2 separate regions of the Homo sapiens genome follow, and region 1 is linked to region 2. A link is an interaction called in ENCODE POLR2A ChIA-PET data of the cell type or tissue named here. Cell type or tissue: MCF 10A. All regions are shown on one strand. Each heading gives the region's core, and the rest is flanking DNA. Links, peaks and the distances in the headings are about the cores only. Region 1 overlaps FAM169A (family with sequence similarity 169 member A). Region 2 has its middle 37 kb from the start of FAM169A.

Region 1 (5,388 bases), core at 62-5,061, 92 kb after region 2:
GTGCCTCTTTTCTTACCCAAAGTTACCAATTGCCAGTTCTTGATACAATGTTTCTAAGAAAGAAATACAGAGGTAAAGATTTTGGGCTTCACATGCTGGAGGACTTTGTTGATTCCTTTACAGAAGATGCGCTTGGCTTGCGGTATCCACTGTCTTCTCTCATGTATACAGGTAAATGGACTAAGTTAAAAAATAATAAACTTGTCTTTGTGTCACTTCCGACTTGTTTCTTCAAAATACGGTAAATGTGTATATATCAGTATCACATAAATTTGGAACCTTAGGCTCTCTAGAACTTACTTTGGCAAATGTGCCCTTATGTATTTGTTTTCTCGGGGTTTGGCAGTCTTAAAAAACTATAAATGTAATTCATATACCATACAATTGCCGGGCACAGTGGCTCACACTTGTGATCCCAGCACTTTGGGAGGCTGAGGCAGGCGGATCACCTGAGGTCAGGAGTTCGAGACCAGCCTGGCCAACATGATGAAACTCTATCTTTACTAAAAATAAACAATTAACTGGGCGTGGTGGCACGTGCCTGTGATCCCAGCTACTCGGGAGGCTGAGGCAGGAGAATTGCTTGAATCCGGGAGGCAGAGGTTGCAGTGAGCCAAGATCATGCCACTGCATTCCAGCCTGGGTGACAGAGCAGGACTCCATCTAAAAAAAAAAAATCCCAAACCAAACAAAACAACATATGCCATAATATTTGCCCTGTTAAAAGTGTACAATTCAGTGGTTTTTAGTATATTCATAGTTGTTCAATCATAGCCAGCAGTTCCAGAGCATTCTTATCACTCCAAAAAGAAACCCTGTACCAATTCGCAGTCACCATCCATTTCCCCTTCATCCTGTAGCAACCACTAATCTGTTTTCTGTCTCTGTAGATTTACTCATTCTGGACATTTTTCATATAAATGGAATCATATAGCATGTGGCTTTTTGTGTCTGGCTTCTTTCACTTAGCATGTTTTTAAGGTTCATTCTTGTTGTACGTAAATTAGTACTTCATTTCTTTTTATGACTGAATAATATTCCATTGTATGGCTGTACCACAACTTGTTCTAAAGTGATTGCTGCATTTTACATTCCCATAAGCAATATTATATGAGGGTTACAATTTCTCCACATCTTCATCCTCACCAACATTTGTTATTATCTGTGTATTTTATTACAGCCCTCCACATCCTCACCAACATTTGTTATCTGTATATTTTATTACAGGCATCCTAGTGGATGTGCAGGGGCATCTCATAGTTTTGCTTTGCTTTGATGTTGAACATCTTTTCATGTGCTTAATGGTTATTTGTATATCTTCTTTGGAGAAATCTGTTCAGATCCTTTGACCATTTTGGGGGGGGGTTATTTGTTTATGGTAGCTTTTAAAATTAACAAAATAAATTTCAGACATACAAAAAGAAATAAAGAAGCTGGGAATGGTGGCATATGCCTGTTATCTCAGTTACTCCAAAGGCTGAGGTGGGAGGACTGCTTGAGTCCAGGAGTTTGAGACCAGTCTGGGCAACATAGTGAGACCTCACCTCAATTAAAAAAAAAAAAAAGTTTAAAAAGTAAGGCATTGGCTGGGTATGGTGGCTCACGCCTGTAATTCTAGCACTTTAGGAGCCCGAGGTGGGTGGATCGCTTGAGCTCAGGAATTCGAGACCAGCCTGGACAACATGGTAAAACCCCATCGCTACAAAAATTACAAAAAAAATTAGCTGGGTGTGGTGGCTTGTGCCTGTAGTCCCGGTTACTTGAGGGGCTGAAGTGGGAGAATTGCTTGAGCCCAGGAGGTCAAAGCTGCAGTGAGCCGAGATTGCACTACTGCACTTCAGCCTGGGTGACAAATTGAGAGCTTACCTCAAAAAAATAAAAAGAAATAAAAATAAGATATCAAATACTCATGTACTATGTCAGCATGTACCATCCATGAGAAATGGCTTGTTGCCAATATGGTCGAAGCCTTCTATGTACTTCTACCCAATTAGACTCACTCCCCTTCCCTGGGATGAGTACTGTACCTAACTTGGCTTTATTTTTCTCATACATTTCTTAGACTTGTAATACATACGTGTGTATTCTCAAACAATGTGTCAGGTTGCTTTATATATTTAAAAACTATAAATACATACTGTATGAATTCTACAGTTTGCTTTCTTTACTCATCTTTATATTTGTGAGATTCATCCATATGGATTCGTATAGTTCCATTTATCGTCAATGCCGTATTCCATTTTATGGACATATCACTTGGTGATTTAAAACCATTAGTGGGTTTGTTTTTGCATTTGTGTAAAGGTATACAACTACTCAATGAAGTAAGATTTAATTCTGGATAGTAATTAACCTAGAAACTCTTATAAAGTATAATTTACTGTTGATTTCAGTCTAACAGTTGACATTTATTTCCACTGAAAATATATTTTTATTCCAAATCTTCTGCACCTTCTTTAATACCAAAAGCAATCCAGAAAACAGGAACCAAGTACAGAATTAGATGCCCATCTTGAATCATATTTTCTCTCTAAATCCATACATGAGAGTGGGATGGGCATTGTGTGTCCTTGGATAGTCCTAAAATGCATTACCCCCTAATTACTGCTTTACTGAATTTGAGGAGAGATGCAAAGACATCCACTGCAGGCAGAATCCCTTAGCACTTACTCTCTTCTGTGATTCTAATGATAAATAAATTGAATACCAAATGATTTACAGATGATTATCAGCTAATTTCTATCTTCCTATAAAGCCTTAGCACTTTGGAAGGCCGAGGAGGGCAGATCACTTGAGGCCAAGAATGCAAGACTAGCCTGGCCAACATGGTGAAATTCCATCTCCATTAAAAATGTGAAAATTAGCTGGGCATGGTGGCACATGTCTGTAATCCCAGCTACTCAGAAGGCTGAGTCACCAGATTTTGCTTGAGCCTGGGAGGCAGAATTTGTGGTGAGCCAAAATTGTGCCACTGCACTTCAACCTGGGTGACAGAGCGAGACTCTGTCTGAAGGAAAAAAAAAAAAAAAAAAAAAATCCAGGCCTAGTGGTGTGCGCCTGTAGTCCCAGTTACTCGAGAGACTGAGGCAGGAGGATCACTTGAGTACAGGAGTTCAAGGCTGTAGTGAGCCACTGCACTCCAGACTCAGGGAAAGAGCCAGATCCTGTTTCAAAAAAAAAAAAAAAAAAAAGGGCAAATATCTATTAAGTTATAATTTACATACAATAACATGTACTTTTTTTTTTTTTTTTTTTTTTTGAGACGGAGTCTCACTGTGTCACCCAGGCTCTGGAGTGCAGTGGCACAAACTCGGCTCACTGCAAGCTCTGCCTCCCGGGTTCACACCATTCTCCTGCCTCAGCCTCCCGAGTAGCTGGGACTACAGGTGCCCGCCACCACGCCTGGCTAATTTTTTTGTATTTTTAGTAGAGACAGGGTTTCACTGTGTTAGCCAGGATGGTCTCGATCTCCCGACCTCGTGATCCACCCGCCTCGGACTCCCAAAGTGGTAGGATTACAGGCGTGAGCCACCGCGCCCAGCCTACATGTACCGTACATGTACCGTACACAAAAGTGTACATTTTTGCTGACTTCTGACAAACATATGGACCCTTGCTACTGTAGACGCAACCTAGATAGATAATAACTTTGTTTCCAAAAGTTCCCTTTGTGCACCAGTCCCCCGGCTTCCTTCCCTTCCAAACTCTCACTCCAGGCAAGCACTGATGTGCTTTCTGTCAGTACCACTTAGATTTTTCTAGAGTTTCATGAAAAATGGAAATATATGGTATCTCTACTTCTATGTCTGGCATCTTATTTTTGAGGCTCATTGATGTTGCATGTCTCAGTACTTCATTCCTTTTTAAATTTTTTATTATTTTGCTGAGTATTCCTCCCTTTGATTATACCACAATTTATTTGCCTGTTGATAGACATTTGGGTTTTTTCCTTTCTTGGCTATTATGAATAAAGCTGCATGAAAATGTCTTTGTATGATGGACGTTTGTTTTCATTTCTTTGTAGCGAATACCTAAGAGTGTCATTACTGGGTTTTATGATTGTGTTTAACTTTGAGAAGTTGCAAAACTATTTGCTAAGTAGTTATGTCATTTCGCATTCCCGTTAGTATAAATATGTGGAAGTTCTGGTTGCTCTGTGTACTCACCAACACTTGGTTTTTGTCAATCTCTTTAATTTTAATCATTCCTAGTAGTAAGTGGAAAGCACTCATTATGTGGTTTCAATTTATGTTTTCCTGAAGACTAAAGATTTTTGAGTATCTCTTCATGTAATTACTGGATAATCATCTACCCTAAAAAAGGGTAGAACAAGTAAAGTGTTTGTTCACATCTTTTGCTTATGTTGTATTGAATTGCTTGCCTTCTTATTGAGTTATGAGTTATGTTTTTTTTTTGAGACGTAGTCTCGCTCTGTCACCCAGGCTGGAGTGCAGTGGCACAATCTCGGCTCACTGCAAGCTCTGCCTCCCATGTTCACGCCATTCTCCTGTCTCAGCCTCCCAAGCTGTTTGGACTACAGGCGCCTGCCACCACACCTGGCTAATTTTTTGTATTTTTTTAGTAGAGATGGGGTTTCACTGTGTTAGCCAGGATGGTCTCGATCTCCTGACCTCGTGATCCGCCCACCTCGGCCTCCCAAAGTGCTGAGATTACAGGCGTGAGCCACCACACCTGGCCGAGTTATGAGTTCTTTATGTATCCTGGATATGAGTTGTTATATGTGTGTATTGTTAATTCTTTCTCATGGCCTTTTCATTTTCTTTAGTCCATGTGCATTTTTTGCAAGTAAGTTTTGAAATTATTTAGTTTACATCTCCCATCCTACTGTTTATTCTTTATTTGTCCCATTTGTTCTTTCTCCTTTTTTCTTTCCTTTTGGAAGTATTTATCAGTGTTCTATTTTATCTCAACAGTTGGTTTATTAGCCATGTCTTTTTGTTTTGTTTTGTGGCCTGTTGTGTTGGTTTTCTCCAGCTTCTTCCTTCCTTTTAGTTTTGGAAACTAAACCCAGAACATATGAGAAATATTTTCAAATATACAGGGAAAAAAATGATAGACTAGTGTCCTAATTTCTGTACCAAGTCTAGATTGAACAAATGTGAAGATTTTGCCATATTTGTTTTAGTTTAAGGGAGAACTAAATACAATATTTATTGATTGTAATAAAAGATACAATTGATGTTCTCTTTGAACCCTTCCCTAATACCACTCTGCTTTCTCCTTTCCTCCCCAGAGATAATTGCACTCCTGAAGTTAGTGTTTATTTTCCTACTTATGGTTTCATATTTATGTCTGTAAACATTATAAAATATTATTTAGTGTGCTTTCTTAGTTTTTAAACCATTTTTTGTTGTAAAAAATTATACA
Region 2 (5,388 bases), core at 308-5,307:
ATCTTTGACAAACCTGACAGAAACAACCAATAGGGAAAGGATTCCCTATTTAATAAATGGTGTTGGGAAAACTGGCTAGCCATATGCAGAAACCTGAAACTGGATCCCTTCCTTACATCTTATACAAAAATTAACTCAAGATGGATTAAAGACTTAAGCACAAGGCCTAAAACCATGAAAACCCTAGAAGAGGGGCCGGGTGCGGTGGCTCATGCCTGTAATCCCAGCACTTTGGGAGGCCAAGGCGGGCGGATCACCTGAGGTCGGGAGTTCGAGACCAGCCTGACCAACATGGAGAAACCCCGTCTCTACTAAAAATACAAAAAAATTAGCTGGGCATGGTGGCACATGCCTGTAATCCCAGCTACTCAGGAGGTGGGAGGCTGAGCCAGGAGAATCGCTTGAACCTGGGACGTGGAGGTTGCGGTGAGCCAAGATCGCGCCGCTACACTCCAGCCTGGGCAACAAGAGCGAAACTCGGTCTCAAAAAAAAAAAAAAGAAAATCCTAGAAGAAAACCTGGGCAATACCATTCAGCACATAGGCGTGGGCAAAGACTTCATGGCTAAAACACCAAAAGCAATAGCAACAAAAGCCAAAATTGACAAACAGGATCTAATTTAAGAGCTTCTGCACAGCAAAAGAAACTATCATCAGAGTGAACAGGCAACCTACAGAATGGGAGAAAATTTTTACAATCTATCCATCTGACAAAGGGCTAATATCCAGAATTGACGAAGAACTTAAACAAATTCACAAGAAGAAAACAAACAACCCCATCAAAAAGTGGGCAAAGGATATGAACAGACACTTCTCTAAAGAAGACATTTATGCAGCCAACAAACATATGAAAAATACCTTATCATCACTGGTCATTAGAGAAATGCAAATCAAAACCACAATGAGATACCATCTCACTCCAGTTAGAATGGCAATCATTAGAAAGTCAGGAAACAACAGATGCTAGAGAGGATGTGGAGAAATAGGAATGTTTTTACACTGTTGGTGGGAGTATAAATTAGTTCAACCATTGTGGAAGACAGTGTGGTGATTACTCAAGGATCTAGAAATAGAAATACCATTTGACCCAGTAATCCCATTACTGGGTATATACCCAAAGGATTATAAATTATTCTACTGTAAAGACACATGCACACATATGTTTATTGCGGCACAGTTCACAATAGCAAAGACTTGGAATCAACCCAAATGCCTATCAATGATAGACTGGATAAAGAAAATGTGGTACATATACACCATGGAATACTATGCAGCCATAAAAAAGGATGAGTTCATGTCCTTTGCAGGGCCATGGATGAAGGTGGAAACCATCATTCTCAGCAAACTAACAGGAACAGAAAACCAAACACCGCAGGTTTTCACTCATAAGTGGGAGTTGAACAATGAGAACACATGGACACGGGAGTGGGCATCACACACCAGGGCCTGCTGGGGGATGGGAGGCTAGGGGGTGGATAGCGTTAGGAGAAATGCCTAATGTAGATTACAGGTTGGCCGGGCATGGTGGCTCATGCCTGTAATCCCAGCACTTTGGGAGGCCAAGGCGGGCGAATCATGAGGTCAGGAGTTCAAGACCAGCCTCACCAATATGGTGAAACCCCGTCTTTACTAAAAATACAGAAATTAGCTGGGTATGGTGGTGTGTGCCTGTAATCCCATCTACTCGGGAGGCTGAGGCAGGAGAATCACTTGAACCTGAGAGGTGGAGGTTGCAGTTGAGCAGAGGTTGTGCCACTGCACTCCAGCCTGGGCAACAGAGTGAGACTCCATCTCAAAAAAAAAAAATTTACAGGTTGTTGGGTGCAGCAAACCACCATGGCACACATGTAGCTATGTAACAAACCTGCACATTCTGCACATGTACCCCAGAACTTAAAGTATAATTAAAAAGAAAATCTTAAAAAAAAAAGAAACTCACCTATTTTAAGTGTACAATTCAATGATGGTTAACAAACTTACAGACTGTTCATCACTGCAATCCAGTTTTAGAATATTTATGAATATTTGTATAATCCTAAAGAGAACCATCATGCTCGTTAGCAATCAACCCCTGTTCCCACTGCAGCTCCAAGGCCATCACAAATGTACTCTTTTTTCTCCATAGATTTGTCTTTTCTGAACATTTCTATAAAAGTGATCATACAGTGTGTGGTCTTTTGTGCCTGGTTCCTTTCACTCATAATTATTTTCAGGTTCATCTATGTTTTAGCATTTATAAATAGTTCAGTCCTTTCATTTCTGAATAAGTATTCCATTGTATGGATAGAACACATTGTTTCTCTATTCATCATTGGATGGATATGTGGGTGGTTTCCACTTTGTAGTTATTACGTATAATGCTGCTATGAACATTCATGTATAGATTTTTGTATAGAAATATGTTTTCATTTCACTGGGGTAAATACCTAAGAATGAAATTGCTGGATCATATGGTAAACATATTGCTTTAAAATGTTGATTTTATTTTTATCCAGGTATGGAGAGGCCAACAGATCAGGAGATGACTGCTCTTGAAAAGACAGACTGAGACAGTTCCCAGGACAGGAGAGTGTGTGCTCCACCATGCCAGGCCACATGGGGGAGCGGCAGGGTCAGTCGGGACAGCGGGAGCAAGAGCCTTTATTCTGGTTTCCCCAGGAACAGGTGAGGCCAGGTAAGCAGGTTTAGGATTGGCCAATTTGAACTGAACTCTGGGGCATAGAGAATATTTGTAATTATCTGGCACCCAGCCCTGAGGTGATTAGGGCAGGGGAATAGTGGCAAGATGTGTGAGAGCTCAACTGAGGAGGTAATTAGGAAATAGGCTTAGGATTCGTTGGTTTGCACATGGAAGATGAGTTGTTTGCTATTTCTAGGTGTTGGCTAGCCCTGGGAGTTGCAGTCTACACAGGATCTGTAAGGCCCCTGATGTCAAAACATCAGAATAAAAAGCCATGTTTAGTACACATGTTTAACTTTTTAAGAAACTGGCAAACTTTTATCCAAAGTAGCTACAACATTTTACTTTGTCTCAGCCATGAAGGAAGGTTCCATTTTCTCTACATCTTCACGAACACTAGTTATTGTCTGTCTTTTCAACTAAAGCCATTCTAGTAGGTGTGAAATGGTAGGCAGCTCATTGTGGTTTTAATTTGCAAATTTGCATTTCCCTAATAACTGATGATGTTAAGCACCTTTTCTTTTCTTCTTTTTTTTATTTTTTTATTTTTTTTAGATGAAGTCTCACTCTGTTGCCCAGGCTGGAGTGCATCGGTGCGATCTCAGCTTACTGGGATCTCCTGGGTTCAAGCAATTCTGCCTCAGCCTCCCGAGTAGCTGGGATTACAGACGTGTACCACCATGACTGGCCAAGCATCTTTTCATATGCTTTTTATCCATTCCTATGTCTTCTTTAGTAATGTCTGTTGAAAAATTTGCCCATTTATTTTAACCAGGTTGTTTGTCTTCTTGTTATTGAGTTTTAAGAATTCATTATATGGCCGAGTGTGGTGGCTCACGCCTGTAATCCCAACACTTAAGAGGCGGAGGCGGGCAGATTACTTGAGGTTAGGAGTTCAAGACCAGTCTGGCCAACGTGGTGAAACCCTGTCTCTCCTAAAAGCACAAAAATTAGCCAGGCATTCTGGCGTGGGCCTGTAGTTCCAGCTACTGGCGAGGCTGAGGCAGGAGAGTCACTTGAATCCGGGAGGCAGAGGTTGCAGTGAGCCCAAGATCACACCACTGCACTCCAGCTTGGGTGACAGAGCAAGACTCTGTCTCAAAAAAAAATAAATAAATAAAAAGAGTGCATTATATATTCTGCAATCAGGTATATCATTTATTTTATCATGGCATAACAGCTAGGTTCCAAGAAAGAGCATTGTAAGAGGCAGAAAGTAGAAGCTATCAGTCCTTGCAGGGCCTGGGCTTAATGACCAGAATGTCCCTTCTGCCACATTCTCTTGATCAGGGCCAGTTACAAGGTCAGCCCAGAGGAGAGAGGAGAAGGAAACTCCTCTTCTTGTTATCAGGAGCAGAATGCACATACACGAAGAACATGCATTGATGGTGGCCATCTTTGGAGACTGGCTGCTGCTACCCTTTCAAGTACTTAGAAATTCTAATATTCGTAAGACAGTAAACATGTAAGTATGGTGGATGTTAAGTTGTTTTAAATGGTCCAATATAATTTCTAAACTTATTAAAACTCTCTTACAACTCAACTCAAAATTCCAAATCTAAATCAATTACTCATTCATTCTAAATTGGGACCACAAAGCTGGTCTCTTAGATACTCCAATTTGCCAAATTTTCTTAAACACTACAGGGACTTTAAGTACCAAACATATACAGATCATTCTTTTTAGCAGACAGACTGTAAGGTAAGTGCCCGTGATTCCTTATCTCTTGGTATTCATGCTTTGCCACACTCCCTGCCCTTGAGTGTTGGCAGGACTGGTGATGGGATGTCAGTCCCTTGATCAGGTTGTATTATATGGAAAAGATGATGGGATGTCACTCCTGTGATTATGTTACGTTACGTTACGTTTGTTATGTTATGTTATGTTATGTTATGTTATGTTATGTTATGTTATGTTATGTTATATGAGACTCTGTTTCAGCAGACAGAAGTGAAATGCTCCTTGTGGGCCTGATGGAATAAGCAGGCATGTTGGAGAAGCCTGTGTGGTAAGGAACTGCGGACTCTTCTAGGAACCTGTGGATGCCTCTAGAACCTGATACAGGCCTCCAGCCAACAGCCAGCAAAAAGCCAGGGTCCTCAGCTGCAAAACAGCAAGGAATTGATTTCTGCTAACAACCTGAATGAGCTGGGAAGTGAATTTTCCCTCAGTTGAGCCTCTAGATCAAAATACAACCAGTAACTCGAGCACAGCTTTACAAGGGCCTGAGCAGAAGACCCAGCCTAGACTCCTCATCCACAGAAACTATGCAGTAATACACTTAAGCCACTGGGTTTGTGGTAATTAGTTATACAACAATAAAAAACTGATGTCCTTTTTTTTTTTTTTTTTTTGAGACGGAGTTTCGCCCTGTCACCCAGGCTGGAATGCAGTGGCGTGGTCTCGGCTCGCTGCAAGCTCCGCCTCCCAGGTTCATGCCATTCTCCTGCCTCAGACTCCGGAGTAGCTGGGACTACAGGCGCCCGCCACCACCCGTGGCTAATTTTTGTATTTTTAATAGAGACAGGGTTTCACTGTGTTAACCAGGATGGTCTCAATTTCCTGACCTCGTGATCCGCCCGTCTTGGCCTCCCAAAGTGCTGGGATTACAGGCGTGAGCCACCGCGCCCAGCCTAATAATGTATTTTTAATCTTAACATAAGAATATTAATATTATAGATGTAATATACTTTTTGTTTTTTTTGAGA

What was found. Peaks named below come from ENCODE experiments on the same cell type or tissue, not always from the same donor. Only the 100,000 strongest peaks of a DNase experiment are listed, where the experiment ranks them.
Region 1: POLR2A ChIA-PET joins it to region 2 with 5 read pairs; 2 of 35 experiments call an interaction of 5 or more read pairs at or near these places.

The regions. Positions count from the first base shown.
Region 1 is chr5:74,808,623-74,814,010 of GRCh38, reverse strand. FAM169A (family with sequence similarity 169 member A) reads left to right here. Exons shown (of 13, transcript NM_001376049.1): 6 at 1-171. Among named protein-coding and RNA genes, the nearest start is that of NSA2, 44 kb to the right of the region's middle. In MCF 10A, for the core only: no CTCF peak of the experiment used is centred there; a DNase peak (open chromatin) is centred at 2,920.
Region 2 is chr5:74,900,814-74,906,201 of GRCh38, reverse strand. No RefSeq gene overlaps it. Among named protein-coding and RNA genes, the nearest start is that of FAM169A, 37 kb to the right of the region's middle. RefSeq lists an enhancer at 5,107-5,388. In MCF 10A, for the core only: a CTCF peak has its summit at 2,596 (motif pointing right); a DNase peak (open chromatin) is centred at 2,661.